2 separate regions of the Mus musculus genome follow, and region 2 is linked to region 1. Evidence: chromatin loops called from intact Hi-C (ENCODE). Cell type or tissue: heart. All regions are shown on one strand. Each heading gives the region's core, and the rest is flanking DNA. Links, peaks and the distances in the headings are about the cores only.

The links. A loop is a pair of places that touch in the nucleus more often than their neighbours do. Peaks named below come from ENCODE experiments on the same cell type or tissue, not always from the same donor. Only the 100,000 strongest peaks of a DNase experiment are listed, where the experiment ranks them.
Region 2: it touches region 1 in a loop (6-fold over the local background); 9 of 42 quality-filtered maps call a loop at or near these places.

The regions. Positions count from the first base shown.
Region 1 is chr3:35,750,717-35,759,055 of GRCm38, forward strand. It overlaps Atp11b (ATPase, class VI, type 11B), which reads left to right and starts at 3,347. Exons shown (of 30, transcript NM_029570.4): 1 at 3,347-3,694. The coding sequence starts at 3,668. In heart, for the core only: a CTCF peak has its summit at 3,812; DNase peaks (open chromatin) are centred at 3,355 and 3,925; H3K4me3 peaks cover 2,217 bases; H3K27ac peaks cover 1,571 bases.
Region 2 is chr3:36,060,826-36,069,164 of GRCm38, forward strand. It overlaps Acad9 (acyl-Coenzyme A dehydrogenase family, member 9), which reads left to right and starts at 5,154. Exons shown (of 18, transcript NM_172678.4): 1 at 5,154-5,445. The coding sequence starts at 5,284. In heart, for the core only: no CTCF peak of the experiment used is centred there; a DNase peak (open chromatin) is centred at 5,216; H3K4me3 peaks cover 1,854 bases; H3K27ac peaks cover 1,279 bases; H3K27me3 peaks cover 1,944 bases.

The DNA of each region.
Region 1 (8,339 bases), core at 166-8,165:
TCTTTTTTTCTTTGAATATTTTATTTTTATTAATCTTTTTTTATCAGATATTTTCTTTATTTACATTTCAAATGTTATCCCCTTTCCTGGTTTCCCCTCTGAAAGCCCCCTCCCCTCTCCCCTCCTCCTTTCCCCTGCTCCCCAACCCACCCACTCCCATTCCTGGCCCTGGCATTCCCCTACACTGAGGCATAGAACCTTCACAGGACCAAGGGCCTCTCCTCCCACTGATGACCGACTCTGCTACATATGCAGCTGGAGTCATGGGTCCCCCCATGTGCAATGTCCATTTAAAGAAAAAAATAAGCAAACACTTGTAATTAGTCAGAAACTCGGCCTCCCGGGTTTCACTTTACCCATGCAGCCCCACTTCTTCTTTCCCTGAATTAGTTACACCATCTTACACATCCAAAGCTTTCTTCACCCAAACATTTGCCCCTGCAGCTAGCTCATCCGGTTGCAAAGTCTACCCCTTCTTTAACCTCTCATTTCAAACTCAGTTTGAATTCAGATGTGGTCCAGTGCTAAAGGATTTGCCTAGAATCAGAGATAAAGAGAAATGACTTTGATAGCCTTTCTCCTGGCGCTTTCCCCAACTACTGTTGTTCACGTCAAGTTTCTGAAATTACCAATGATCATCAGTAGAATACTTTAGGATTTAACGGTTACTTGGCTGGCTCACCTCCCCTCTGTGACTGCTCTTTCCAACTAGATTATAAGCTGCAGCCAGGACAGAGGAGGCCACTCTAAAGTGGGTTTTGTGCCCTTTCCTAATTTTAGGCAGTCTTCACACAATCATTTGATGCTGAAGAAATAGTTGTGGAATAAATGAACTGCTACTACCTCCAAACTTTTTTTTTTTTTTTATACCTGGTACCTGCCTTCTTAAATCATGAGTTTTCTCTTCTCTCTCCCTAAGCCTTCCCAATCACAAGCAACAGGGTGTAATTCCTTTTATATTATGTGAAGGTGTTTTCATGGGGTCCACTTAAATCCAACTGCAACAAAGAGCCAGAATATCTCAGATCATTTAAGCTCGAAAACCACAACTTCTGTGACAAGTAATTGTTACATTTTCCCATCAATCAGGACAGGAATTGGTTCCTGGGCCTGGGAACGTGAACTTAGTTTAACCCTGCCAGCAAGTTGGGAAAGTTGTCCTTGAGATGGCTGGACCCAGACAAGTGTCTCTTTACAACAGAAGGCATTCAGCTATTGGGAAGTCCCCAGCTCCCCTAGGGCCTGGGACCTTGAACTTAGTTTCCCCCTATGGTTAAATGGAGGTTAAAAACAAAATGTCAGTACTTAGGGCAAGTTTCTTTTGTTTGTTCCCAATAGCATACACATACAACTGAAATCAAGATTTCAGAGAATTGATCCCTCTGACCTCTATACACCCACATGGCACATACTCCTACCTCCAAGAAATAAATTTAATTAAAAAAAAAACCCTGATTATTATACATGGAGAAGATTTTACCACCACTAAAGAATTACAACTATAGTATAAAAATGCTCGGCCATGCTATGGTTCTGGTAGAAAATGTTTGGAGCAAAACACTGCCCTGTTGCTATTTTTGTTCCTGACAGTTTGGACTTTCATATGGTCTTCACATATTTGAGCTGCTTTTTGCCACATTGCCTCATAACACCTCGAATCAACTCCTTCCTAATTCCCCACCCCCTGTCCACTTCCACCTTTAGAAATTTGGAAGCCAGTTCAATGATATGTAATGCATCCTCTAGGTTGCTGTTTTACAGGTTTTCTTGACAAATTTTGGTGGCATATAAATAAAACATTTCCAGGCCTACTTTGTAACCAAGTCACTGAGAAACGAGATGTGAGAAGTAAGTTTGTTTAGGAATATAGCTTAAGAACACAGGTTCTACTGTCCGATTATCCATAATCCAAATCACAGTTTTGCCGAATTATTTAACTTGAGCTTCTCCATCTGCACAATCGGGATAATACGTACTTCAGAGACCCAATTAGAGTATCGGGTAGAGCTTGACGCAGTGGGTTCTGGGACACTGCCTTAGAACGGAAGTAACATTTTGTTTTCTCTAAAAGCATTCCAGTAACTTTATGCTGGTGTCACAGAGTAAGGGTCGGGCATAAGAGCAAAACGAAGGTTCCTTTTTCTTTTTAAATATCTGTCCTAAATTTGGGTAATTTATAATATTAAAAAAAAATTATTGCAGGTCCCCCCCCCCCCCCCCCGAGACAGGGTTTCACTGTATAGCCCTGGCTGTCCTGGAACTCACTTTGTAGACCAGGCCGGTCTCGAACTCAGAAATCTGCCTGCCTGTGTCTCCCGAGTGCAGGGATTAAAAAGGGATTAAAGGGCTCCATTGCAGATTTTATAGGCCATAGATAACTGAAAGACTCTAATTGCAATGCTGGATTAACTAAGACATGACTACTGAAACCAAAAGACAGATTTGTCTAATCACCGTAGCTTAGATTTAGGTTTTTGCAGAATGTTACTTTTCAAATTACAAATGTCTGATGGTGACGTGTTTTAATTCAGGAAAAAGAGAGTACGACGAAGACGAACAGGTGGCTGCTTTTAGACAGTATAAACTTGTTCCAGTTGCTTGTATGGGCCTTCTTAAAAGTTATCCACACCCTTGTTAGAGAGGTCACGCTACTTTGGAGGTAGTTTTCATTGCATGCTTAGCAATTAGCTTTCCGAGGAAAGTCTCTCCCCTTAGCCTTTCCAGCTTAATTCATCAGGATAGGAACTCAGCAATAGCTCCAGAAATTGAGGTGCAGGCTGGACTCTCACAGAGAAATCTCAAACTTTCCCCAATATTAGTCCACTTTGGTTACTCGCTGAGTTATGTGTGAAGCAATTAAATGCCTTTGACAATTAAAAAAATTTTTTTTACCAAGTCTATAAGAATTTTGTACAATTTAGTTTGATCATAATCATCTCCCTCTCCAAATGTAAGTCTTTGATAATTTAATGGTCTGGGCACAGACCTTTTGGTCACATACATTTGCTGGTGTGGATCCGAATGTTGGGGTGGATGGGGGGGGGGGTTGGTGGGGGAGGGGGAAGATCTGTGACAGGGCAGAGCCAACTCCTCTTCGAGGAGTTGCTACAGCCTAGCCGGCCAAGATACAAAAACTCGAAAAAGGCCCACAGAGCCGGCGAGCCTGACAGCGCTCACGTTTTCGCGACAAACCGCCCCGGAAAGGGGCGGGCAAACCCGCGCGGAAACACGGAAGGGTGGGCCTCCGAGAGGTAAAGAAGCGGGCGGGTCCAGAGCAGGTGAGGGAGGGGCACAGGGCTTGGGGGCGGGACCATGGAGGGCGAGGGCGGGGCGGCGCCGTGGGGGCGGGCCCATGGCGGGCGAGGGCGGGGCGGCGCCGTGGGGGCGGCGGTGCTTCGGGTGACAACGGTCAGAGATGAAGGTGGCGGCGGCTCAGCGGGGAGTAGTGCTGCGCCGGGCGCGGTTGGCAGCCAGGCCGCGCCTGTAGGACCTCCGGGCCGGGGTGGCGGGATGGGGACCCGACTCGGGTAGAAAAGCGGGGACAGCAGAGAGCAGAACTTAAGCCCGAGGGGCTCGCCTGCTCCGGTCACACTCGGAGTCCTCTTCCACCTGCTGCCGCTCGGTCCCGCGTCCGGCGGGCCACGACGGCGTCGGCGACGGCGGGGGCATGTGGCGCTGGGTCCGGCAGCAGCTGGTAAGTGAGGGCTGGGTGGCGCGGCGGGGCGGCGAGGGCTAGGCCGCGGCGGGGGCGCGCGGCTCTCTCTCGGCCCGGGCTCCGCACAGCGCGGGGATGCACTGCAGCTTGCGGCCGCTGAGGGTCGCGAGCCGCGCGGGCCCCGAGGTGGCGGAGGTAGCGGCGCGGGGCGCGGGTCAGGCGGCTCCCCCGGACTCCGAACTAGGCTCGTGCGGGCTCCGGAGGAGGTCTGGGTCCTCCTCGGCCTCCCGGCGGAAGCTCGCCCTGGGCCTAGGAGGAAGGCGCGCCGGAAAGGTCTTCACCGCAGACCGGTGCAACTTCTCTGTGCATCTCTTGTGTGTCACCCACCCCTCAAGGCGGTTAGAACGCACGGGTTAGGAGCCAGTGGTTTAACTTTTGAACATTACTGTATTACCTGGAAAAAGAAAAAGAAAACCCTAGAGTGACTTAAGTGTCTAAAAAGCGTCACCTTTCTCAGAAATCATTCACAGACGAAAATCTCTCATGTCCCTTGGCACTTGCAGCCCAGAAAATAACAACGCCAAGGCGACAATGACAGTTAAGGCAGACATCACTTCAGTTCTAGGAATGCTAATCTATATGCTGTTTAATTTTGAAATTGTACCAATTGCAGTATTTTTTTTCTACGAGGTTTCAAGGCAGTGATAAATCTTAGAGAAACAGAAATGTCCTGTTTTGAGACCAAAATCTTCATTCTTTTTTCTTGTGGTAGAACAGTTTTTCAGGTGAAAACTAAAAAGTATGTATTTCAGTCAGTCTCCTGTTTATTTTACAGTAAGCATCATTCTTAAATAAAGAAATCTTATAAATAAAACTAGAACCGCCTGCCACTCCCTCATACAAATGGTAGGTCTTTATTTTTAGCTAACTGTTGCAAATTGAAGTATTCCAGCTTTATTGGGAATCCAAGCTAATGATGTCATTTAATCCACACTTGCTTTCTTGTGGCAAGCCAGTACAGTAAGGAAGTTAATTATTACAAATCTGATCTGCTTTTGACTTCTCAGGCGTCAAGTAAACAAAAGATTTAACACCTTTTTATCTGATGTTTTGGGTGAGAAAATAGTTTTTAAGGCTGTTTTTTCAAGCCTTTCCCAGTATGTTAAGACAGTCTCTCAGTGTGAGGTACTTTTTTGTTAGCTTGAATAAAATCTTTCTATGTGATCATTCCTATCTTCCAGATAGAAATCTGGTAATGTTGTGAGAAATGGCTTTATGTTTACGGCTGAAAGGGATAAACCAGAAGCTGTGTGGTCATTTTTAAGTCAGCTGTCTCATGGCCCTGACTAACAAGTTGAACAAGTTGCTTTCCATTTTAAAAAAAAAAAATACTATCTCTGATATTTAGTTGTCTGTCACTGGTTTTACTTTTAAGATAATCAAGTCTTTAAGAACTTGTGCCAGGGCTGGAGAGATGGCTCAGTGAGTTAAGAGCACTGACTCTTCCAGAGGTCCTGAGTTCAATTCCCAGCAATCACATGGTAGCTCACAGACCATCTGTAATGGGGTCTGATGCACTCTTCTGGTGTGTCTGAAGACAGCTACAGTGTACTCATCTAAATAAAAATAAATAAATCTTTAAAAAAACAAAAACAAAAACCCTTGTGCCAAAGCAGGACTTTGAATTGCTGACTAAGTTTGTGTAATCACTTAAATACAAATTAAGGACAGTGTGTACAAAGGAACGAAGTATGTTGTACTAGCTCAGTAATAAACAGCCTTTCTAGTTGCTACTCCAAGAATTCAGTTAAAAAATTCTATCTTGGATTATTCAAATTATACAAATTTTATATACAAATAATGCAAATTTTATTATTATTTTGCTCACTGGGTTTAGTCACCAGCATTATGTTAATTGTAAAATTCATAAAAGGGAAAATTTGGGTAAATCAATAAATCATAGGGACAGGTTGTTTTGGAAATGTTTTGGAACATTTCATATGAATCCTGGCTTTCAACCAATAATTTAACAAAAAAAAAGATACTTTTTGTTTTTAATTTTTGATTACTGCTTAGTGTGTTTGGGTATGTGTGTAAGTAAGTCAGGACACCCTGTGCCAGTCAGTTCTTTGCTACCTTGTGGGTCTCAGGAATCAAACTCAGGTTCTCATTTGCTTCCTGAGACATCTAACTTAACTTGCTGTGTTTTTATGATAGAGACAATTATATCTTCTGTTTTATTTTATTTGCAGTTTTAAAAAAATTGATTGATTTCTTATCTCTATTAAATATTTTTAATTGCCTAATGATGAGAAATCATGATAAAAACTGACATTTTCCCTTTATGAAAATAGTGAAAACTTGTGGAATATCCTTTTCTTTTTTCTTTTTTGTTTTTCTTTCACACATAATGTTCAAATTATTTTATGCTAAAAGTTATTATGTATTTCTGGTGTAGTTCATATTCATAGTGTAGCCCTTTTCAGTAACATGTTGTACTTAGTCATTATAGTCCGTCATTAACAGCATCTCAATTATAACAGCATAGGACCGTTAGATGCCTAGTGTGTTGTTGTTGTTATTGTTATTATTGTTATCATTTATTACTTTGCCAGAGCTGTCAGTCAAACCCACAGCTTTACACATGCTAGCGGTAGCTGTTGACCACATGCAGCTGCTAAAATTTGTGGTAAGAGAAGAATACTCATATAGCATATTTATTTGTATAGTGCTGATGTCTACCTTTAAGCAAACATTCTTATAAACAAATATATTTAGATGACCTATAAGGTTTCATTACAGAACAACATAGTACCATGTTTTCATAGAACTAACTTGTTTGTAGGTATTTGCTAAATCCTGTTTTATGTGAACGTGATGAGGCTTTTACTCATGACTGTTCTCAGTCAGCCCCTATATTGGGCTACAGTTAGTCTTGAGAATGTTTTCTGGATAATGAATAGATTAGGAAATAATGAATATTATTTCTGTGTTTAGCAATATAGTGATAAGATTTAAGTCTGACCAGTCCAGAAGAGTGTAGAAAATGATTGTAACTGCAAGCAACCACAAACTAGCAGGCTGCGGGTGTTTGTTTAACTGGTGGGACAGGCCTGTAATCCCAGCATCTGGGAGTTGGATGAGGAAGATCGTGAGCTGGGGTACGCTGCAGAGCGCTTCTTACACTGTTCATGATGTCCCTTGAGCCTCCCGATTCACTGAGGAAACTGGCAGTTCTTAGCCGCAGCTTGCTGGGTGTTATCAACTGTGTGAGTACACTTGCTGGGTCTGTGTTCCCTGCCTTGTTTGTGCCAGCAGCACAGGAGTGAAGCCCCTCTCCAGCTCCATTCACTGTGGTCACCAAGCTGCTCTCATCGTTCTCTAGCCTCCTCCGTCAGGTCACTTAGCAGAGCCTTGAACCTGCAGACACAGTGACGCTTCCCTCTCTATCTCAATTTGCACCGGATTGTACCTGATTGCCAAATGTTCTTTAATATAATAATCATTTTAAAACGTTTATCCTGCATCACAGTTCTGTCTAATATACTTGAAATGTGGCTGGCTCACATTGAAATTTTCTTAAATATAAAACAGAATTTAAATTTTAAAACAGAAGAAAAATGTGACATATCTCAGTTATATTTATTTCTGTAATAGAAAGATAGCTTAGCAGGACCAGGTACTTGTTACCAATTACTGTAATAAATACACAGTAAATGTGCTCAGTCCGACCTCTGCCATTCACTTGGTAGAAGGAGAAATTATCTCCTGAAAGTTATTCTCTGACTTTTACATTGTATGGTGACACGTGCCCACTCCCCAACAATAAATAAATATAGTAAAGAAATTTAATTGTTTATTTTTAAAATGTGGCTATTAGAAATTTAAAAATAATGTATGTGGCTTACATCTGTGGCCCATGTTTTATTTTTACTAGTACTGCTATATAACATTAAAAGTAAGCTTTAGCTGGGCAGTGGTGGTGTACGCCTTTAATCCCAGCACTTGGGAGGCAGAGGCAGGTGGATTTCTGAGTTCAAGGCCAGCCTGGTCTACGAAGCCTGGTCTACAAAGTGCATTCCAGGACAGCCAGGGCTACACAGAAACACTGTCTTAGAAAAACAAAAAAACAAACAAACAAAAAAAGAAGCTCTGCATTCTTTGGAGCACATTACACATTAAATCGGAATATCTTTCTTTATATTCGTATCTCTCTGTCTGTCTATCTATGTCTATATCTATCTATTGAAAGGATTTTTTTTTTTTTTAATGTATCTCAAGTTAGTCTTAACTTGTGATCTTCCTGCTCATTTTCCTGAGTGTTGGGATTTTGGGAATATATTCTTAAATATCAAGTTTTTCTTTTGGTTAAGGTGACATGATAGGTGTGTCTAGGTGTTCCCAGAGCACTCAGGGACCTTGCTTCAGAGCCTGGATATACAGCTTTCCCCAGAGTGAGGGCAGTATACCAGGTGTCACCATTGAAAGCAAACTTATTTTCCTCCCCTGGCAGCAATTAAATGCCAACAGCTCTTCAGCAAAGGGTGTAATATCATGCCTACTTCACTTCCTTCATGCTGAGAGTTTGTTTTCTCTAGCTTGATCTTGTACAGGCCTTGTATATGTTGTCACAACTGTTATGAATTTGTATCTGTATCTGCCCCAGTGTGTCTGGAAAAGTTGA
Region 2 (8,339 bases), core at 274-8,273, 310 kb after region 1:
ATTCGTTAAATACATCTGACACATTTTGGTGCCTTCTCTGTGGTTATTGTTAGTAGGTTAACCGATGCATTGTAATATTAACATGAGATCTTGGAATTAAAAGAAGTTATACTTGATAATGATATGCTTGTATTAAGTTGAGAAGGAGTCAATTAATTCTTGCTAGTTTGCCAACTTGACACAACCCAGGATCACTTTGGAAGAGGTAACTCCAGTAGAGAAAAATCCCTCCATCAGACTGGCCTGTAGGCAAGTCTGTGGGGGAACCTTATTAATGATGGGTGCAGACCTTCCAGCCCACTGGGAAAGGTGGTACCATGGTCTGCTGAAGTTCCTGCCTTGGCTTCACTCGGTGATAGACAGTGATTAGGGCCATATAACAAATAAGTCCTTTGCCCTCATGTTACATTTCTATCAGTGTTTTGTCACAGCAACAGAAATCCACTAAGAAAGTGATGATCAATAATCTGTAATTGCTTCTGTACTGATTGTGGGTAGAGTCTCCGCTTAAGAAGGTCCACAGAATTTCCTATTTCATCTATTGAATGAAGATGAAGCTTCATATTTCCAGTCATGGGAGTTAGCTGGAATTCCTGTGTCACTGGGGAGTTTGAAACCGTTAGATCACCAAGAAGACATGAATCTTACAAGATTAAAATGCAAGGTTTAAGCAAGAGTAATATTTTTGTGTCATTCAGTGACCACAGAAAGGATGAGAGTGAGGAAAGCCATGGCCTTGCTTATTTTAGGAGAATCATCCCTCATGGGTACAATCACTTGGAAAGTGTTCTTTTTAGAATCATATTGAGTACGATATATTAAGAATGTGGCTTAAAGGTGCTGAAGGAAGCATTCAATAATTAGGAAGTCTGGCTGCTCTTGCAGAGGACTCAAGTTCAATTCCCAGCACCTACATGGTGTCTCTCAACTGTTTAAAACTCCAGTTCTTGGGGATTTGATGCTCTCTTCTGTCTTGAGTGGGCATCAGGTATGTACATGGTGCATAGACATACATTCAGGCAAAAACACTCATGCACAGAAAATAAAATAAAATAAAATAAAATAAAATAAAATAACTCGATAAAAAATAATTTAAAAAGGGAATTTGGTGAAGAAATATAATAAAAGAAAGACAATCTTATAAGAAAACCAGGGTTGAAGTGAGGCTATAGTTAATGATAGATTCAGATAAACTATCTAAATAGAGTGGGTTTTTTTAAAATTATAGCTGGAGTGGCTCTGATATTTTATCAAGTATGTCAGCAGCTCATACACAGGATTTAATGGGAAATCATGTTTAAGGCTGAATTTTTGTCTGTTTCCTTTAAATTCTACTTTAGTTTTGTGGTATGTCAATCATTTTAATTTAGGATTACTTATGACAATGCAGACTGCCAAAATGAACCCTACCCCAACCCTGACCCATTACGGTCGGTTAGCACTTGGATTTAGAAGGAGTCCCTGTATCTTTTATTCTTTTTCATTTTTATATCAGTAATTTCATATGTTGAGAATGAGTCAGAGGTCTAGCTTGACCATGACTTCATCTGTGTACTGACCCTTTTCTTTGCAAATACAGACTGGTTAGAAACCACAGAATGGGGTCTCCTTGGCTCTCTGAACAATAGGACAGGTGACTTACCAGACATATAAGACATTTTGATAAAACAAACAAACCAACCAACGCATAGTCCCATGGGAGCTGGATGATCACGGAAGTAAACATGTTTGACTGCCCTCTTTTTCTGTCCCTCTGACCACATTGATACAGGAGTCAAAGTATGGCTATTGAACACCCAGAAGTTCAGTTGCACAAGTACTAAAGAATAAATCATGCTTTAAAGTCACTGAAGGAACTGGAGAGGTGGCTCAGCTGTCACATGGACATTTGCTACTCTTGTGTTCAATCTGATTCAATTCCCAGCACCCATCTGGAGGCTCCTCAACCCCAGTTCCAGGAAGTCCAGCATCATTGTCTGGCCTCTCCAAGCCCAGGAAACACATGATGGACATACATACATGTAGGCAATATACTCACACAATAAAACAAAAAGATTTCCCTTTTATTGAAAATAAATTATTTTCTCATAAAATATCCTTTAATTAATCCCCCCTCCCTCCACCCCTCTCTCTCTCCTCCCATTTGAATCCACCCCATTTCTGTCTTTCATTAAAAAGAAGAGGCTTCTATACCCCATTTTTTGATTGGATTGTTTGGGTTTTTTTGTGATTAACTTCTTGAGTTATTTATATATTTTGGACATTAGCCCTTTATCAGATGTGGAGTTAGTGAAGATTTTTTTTCCCAATCTTTAGGTTCCTGATTTGTCTTATTGACCATAAGAAGCTTTCCTTATAGAAGCTTATAGAAGCTTTGACTTATAGAAACATTCCAGTTTCATGAGGTCCCATTTATCAATGACTTTACAGGGCATAGTTCTTTTTGTATCTTCTATCCTCTCTGGCTCTTACACGCTTTATGTTTCCTCTTCTGCAGATTCTCCTGAGCTCTGAAGGGGGGAGGGGCTAATAGAGAAATCACATTTAGAGCTGAGTGTTCCAAGGTCTTTCTCTGCATAATATCTGGCTGTGCATCCCTGTGTTTATTCCCATATACTGCAGGAGGAAGTTTTTCTGATGATGGCTGAATAAGGCACTGATCTATGAGCTTGGCAGAATATCAGTAGGAGTCATTTTATTAGTACTGTGTTTTAAGATCTGTGGTATTTGATTTTACCATAGGTCTCTAGGCTATCTAGTCTCTGATTCTTGGGCAACCAAGCAGTGTTGGGTATGGGTTCTACCTCATAGAGTGGGCCTTGTTCAAATCAGACATTGGTTTGCTACTCCTACTAGTTTGTGCGACCATTGGCTTAGCATATTTTGCAAGGAAGATAACACTGTAGATCAAAGGTTTTGTGGCTATGTTGTTGTATGTGTTTCTCTTTTGGTAGCCTGCAGAGTAACTTTCCATACTCAAGACTTTAGAACATAGGGGTGAAGGTTCTATATTGGCATCCACTAGACCTCCCCAAGTGTGGGTGTTGTCTTCAGCAATGGACTCTTTTTGTCAGTTTGCAGAGAGCAAACTATTGTATTGGCAACAGCCTGGGGTGTTTGGAGCATTTCCATGGAAGCTCTTTGGCCAACAACTCAATTGGGTATAACCCAGGCTTGCTACTGGAAGCTCTGTTTGGTAACGAGAGATGGAGAGTTACCTCCCCATTTTTGGAGACATCATTAAAATCACTTTCATGTATTTTAGTTAGTTCCCACTACATTAGGTGATTTATTCCATGTTCTATTGCTGTGAAGAGACATTGTGATCAAGGTGACTCTTAAGAAAGAAAGCAACACTGGCAGGACACATTCGTGTGAACGGGACTCCTGGGTCACCTGGAGATCTCAGATCGATGGAACAGAGGCTACAGTACTGACGCTAACCTTTCAAGAGGCAGTCTGTGGGCTAGCAAGACGGCTTAGTGAGTGAAGTCGCTTGCCACAAAGCCTGGAGATCCGGGTCCAATACTTGAGAAGCTATCTTCTGACCTCCACACATGTGCCTAGTATACTCTTTCTCTTACACAGATAGATAGATAGATAGATAGATAGATAGATAGATAGATAGATAGATATTTTTTAAGAGGCAGTCTACTAAGATTCAGACTAAGTTAGGGCAAGTAGTTCCTTGGCTCCCATGACTAAAAGGTGGCCTCAATAGCCTGTGAGACACTGACTCAACTGATGCCATCTTAGAGACACCATTTTGACCTTAGAACTCAGTACATAGGCAACAACAATCTGCCAAAACCCTAACCTGCCAAAATAGGAACAAAGACCTAATTCATCAAAGACCTAGTTTATAGTGCCAGGACCTGGGAAAGTCCCTAAACATATTAACCTTGCTTTTTGGCTTCTGTAGTTTCACTTCTCGCTAACTGTTCTTACTTGCTTTTTGTGCATAAAAGGAAAAGAATAGTGAGGCTCTGGGCTACATAGTTTGGGAAGTTCCTTATGCAGTCCCCAGTGGGGCATAAATGCTTTCTATTGGTGTTAAAACTGCATGTATTTTCTGAAGGAGTCATCTTGTAACAGTTGATGCCACACTGGTTCCCTCAGGACAACCTGCCTAGAAATAAAGACAACAGACATATGAATAAACCCTGATGTGAGAGCTGGACCAGTTGGACCAGGCCCTGCCTTGGCTTACTTCCTCAACATAAGATTCATTTTAAAAAAAACAAACAAGGGCTGGAAAGATGGCTCAGCGGTTAAGAGCATTGACTGCTCTTCCAGAGGCCTTGAGTTCAATTCTCAGCAACCACATGGTGGCTCACAACCATCTGTAATGGGATTCATTGCCCTCTTCTGGTGTGTCTGTAGACAGCAATGGTATACTCACATACATAAAATAAATAAATCATAAAAAGAAACAAACAAACAAACATGGTGTTTATAGTTTCATAGGGTAGGTCACCGAGCCAAGGGAAATGCCTTGCCCTGGGAGTGGTGAAGAAAGCAAGTGTCTGAAGACTGTGGCCAATAGGGGCCAGACTAGGGGGGTGCACAACACAGGGAGTGGTAGATTCAAGAAAGGAGGAAACAGCATGCTCTTAGTGCTTCATGCAGTCTCCCATACAAAATGATACCACGCCACTCACATATTTAAGAGAATTAGGCAGAAGTGGGTTAGTAAAATAGGTCCCTTGTCATTTTGTTATACCCATTTAGCAATATTCTAAGTCCTACATTAAGTGAGATGAGAATAACAAAAGTTGTACTTCTAGGTTTATTTGATGAAATCTAATCTGCTCTTTAGAGGATGTGCTGAGAATAGCACACAGGCACAAGAGCTGTGTTTGGGAGCCTGGGTGGTAGTTTTGCAGCTTGACTTTTGAGTATTTTCGTTTTCTTACTGGCAAAAGTATAACAAGAAAGAACACACACACACACACACACACACACACACACACACACACACACACACACTTACTTCCTAGCCTGTTCGGATGAATTTTAAAAAACTACAATTTCTAAATTACATACTCAGACATTACATACAGCAATGCTTGGCGTAGGAGACATTTATTAAACATATTCTGGAACGACCTGTCCAATAGCCTCGCTCAAGGCGGCGCAGCCCTTGCGTCATCAGGAAGTGCGAGCTAGCTTCCGGTTGCAGCGGTGCAGGGTGAGACTTTGGATGCCCGGACGCGGGTGATTGGCGTCATTGGGAGGAGCGGCGGGGCTTCCAGCGACTTGAAGTCTGAAGTCAGGAGCAGCATGTCTGGCTGTGTGCTGCTCTCGCGTGGGGCGACTGCGGCGGCGGCTGCGGCGCGAGCTTCCCGGGTGCTGAGGGAATTCACGGCGAGGCGCCGCCCGCTGCACACCAGCCTGCAGAGCTGCTCGTTCGCCAAGGAGCTCTTCCTGGGCAACATCGAGCAGGTAGGAGGCGAGGCCGGACTGCCCGTGTCCTCTGCTCCCACCTTTCATTCTGGCCAGAGTTGCATGGAACGTTATCCGAGCCCGTAGAAGCCAAACATCCGAGAGGCTGGGCTCGGCGATGTGGCTTAAGTCGTGTCACAGTGGTTTTTGTTTTGGGGCAGGGTCTCATTCAGTAGTAGCCCAGGCTGTCTTTGGACTCGCTCTGTAGCTAGGCATGCCTTGAATACGTGGTCCTCTTGCCTCGGTCCTCAGAGTTGCCCATCCAGCTATTTCTTGTCTTGGAAGTTTGTCTCGTATTGTCTGACTTTATTAAAGTAGAAGTCAACACTTGGGCTGAGTGGCTGCCCTGGTGCAACGTTCAAAGCTAGAACTTTGAAGTGTGGGGACCCTTTTGCCCACATTCTGGCGCAGAGGGTGCCGAGGGACTTGGATTCTTGTGCTTTTCCAAGGCAGGAGGAAGAGCGCAGCCATCATGTATCCCCTTCAGTCTTTAAATCTACCCTTCATCACCCGTGAGCTTTGCTGCCAGTTTTCCATTTCTGTATTTAGTGAGAGTCCCAGTGGTCAGCTCTCCTCCAGATGGTATCTACTTTCTATACTGTTGTGAGCTGTATACCCCTAGCAAAGGCTGGCCTGGTGATTAGAACTCAGCTTTCTCACTATTCAAGGATAATTCTGCATCTTGGACCTGTGCCCTCAGGCTTTGGCCCAGTGGCCAGTGGTTTTCTCCACATTGCTCACTTCTCATTCCCATTCCTACCCCACCCACCATTAGTAACTAATGCAGATATGTACTTAATGTTTGTTCTGAATGCATGTTAGGCCTCAGGTTTCTGAAAAAAAAATTCTTTTCTTTGTATCTCTTTTGTTAGTTCCTTGGTTTCTCAACCTGTAGACCTTGGCCAGTGTCTCTGGTAGCCCAGTTGAAGTCAGAGGCAGTGTCGTTGTTGTTTGTGTTGTTTTGTTCTTCTTCTTTTTAATGTGGAGGTGGCAGGTGTATTGATTGCTTGCTTTTGAGACAGTCTCACTGAGACTTTCTGCCTCTGCCTTCCTTCATGAGAGCTAGATTGAAATTGTATGCCACACCTAGCAATGCTGAATTTTTCTAAAGTTTAAGCCTGTGGGCCTCTCTTTTTATTATGGTCAGCCCCTTGATGACCTAATTCAGTGCCCTAGCTTTAAATGACAACTCTATTCTTACGACTCAGATTTATTTTTTCAACTTGAGTTCTTCCCCTAACTCCAGACTTAGTCTACCTTTCTGCTCTATATCTCCTCTTAGATGTCTAATAAGCATCTTTAATAAGCATATATGATAACCTCTCCTGGATCCCACCCAGTTCTGCTTCTCCCAACAGCCCGTTTACAATAGATAATGGCTACTCTGTGATTCAACTTTTTCAATACATTCTCCAGTGACACCTTTGATTCGTCTTGTTCTCATTGAATCCTATAGTAAGTAAATCTTTGTTTATCTTCAAGTTACATTCATATCTGACCACTTCTAACTTCACTGCTACTTCCTGGATTGAGCAAACACCAGCTCTCGGAGCATTTCTGGGCCTTGACTAGGACAATGGCAGTGGTACTTAAGCGTCTGAGGGTAGAGAGTAGCCGAGTTATCCATGCCAGTGGCTGACATATACACTTACTTGGACCCGAGTCTGTCCCAGGGGCAAGTGGGAGGATGAATGGGTGAGGCTTGTGTGGCACTGGCAGACTTAGTTACAGCCCCTGGCTTATATAATTGGCTTCTGCAGTAGGATTACCTGAATAACAGGTTCTTTTGCTTTATCAGCTTAAAAGATGCTAATTGTTATTTCACTCCTCACCCACACGGCGCCTCATTCAGTTTTTGTCACTTTTAACTAGAGGATATTTTCCTTCTAGCCTCCAGTATCCACCCCCCCCCCCTGATATTTTTTGTTTTAGGTTTTTGGGTTTTGTTCTGTTTTGGAAGATTGTATTTGAGTTGTTGTTTTTGAGACTGGGTCGTGATGTGTAGTCTTGGCTGGCATGGAGCGTGCTATGTAGACCAGGCTGGCTTGAACTCACAGGAGTCCACTGGCCTCTGCCTTCCAAGTGCTGGGATTAAAGGTGTGCCTCATTGTGCCTGGACTCCTGAAGTCTTTACCCTTTTAAGTATGTCTGAATACCAGTTATTTGCCAGGTTGCCTGTTTTGCCTAGTTTGCCCACTGGGATCGACATCACTTTTCTCCCACACAGCCCTTTGACCCAGACTAGGTGACAGGCAAGACTGTGAAGGTGATGGAGTAGGAGTGGTCTGAGCCTCCATGAGTGAGCAGCCTTGTTCTAAGAGGCTCAGAGGGCCAACAGGAACTATGCTCCCTGTTAGTCTGCCTCAGCAGTGGAGTGAGTGCTGGTGGATGGCAGCATATTCTTTAAGTCACTTGTCTCTTGGATAGAGAGAGACCCATGGACCTCTTGTCCTTGGGCCAGAGAGGAGCAAATAGATTTTGGAACGTTGCTAATGTGGAGAAGTCAGGAACGTGAGTACTAAGACAGGGTAGAGACTTGAGTGCTCCCCTTGGTGAGAGGAACCAAGGAGACAGGGGAACTCCTGATCCTGAAAACTTGTGATATATCTGTGTTCAGCTGTGGGTCCAGATATACACCCTGTCCAAAGCACCTGGAGGAGTAGCTAGAGCTTGGCGGGCCACAGGTCTTCAAGCCATATGGGATCATTTCAAAGGCCCGCAGGGAATCCTGGCAAGTTGGCCACTAGTGATTAGAAGCCACATCATTCTCCAGGACGCAGGCATGGTCACTTCATGTTTCAGGACCCAAGTATGTCCTGCTTGACCCACACAGCTCCTTTCTCTGATGAACAGGATCATATAGGAGAAGCCAATACAGGACATATAAGTTGCTC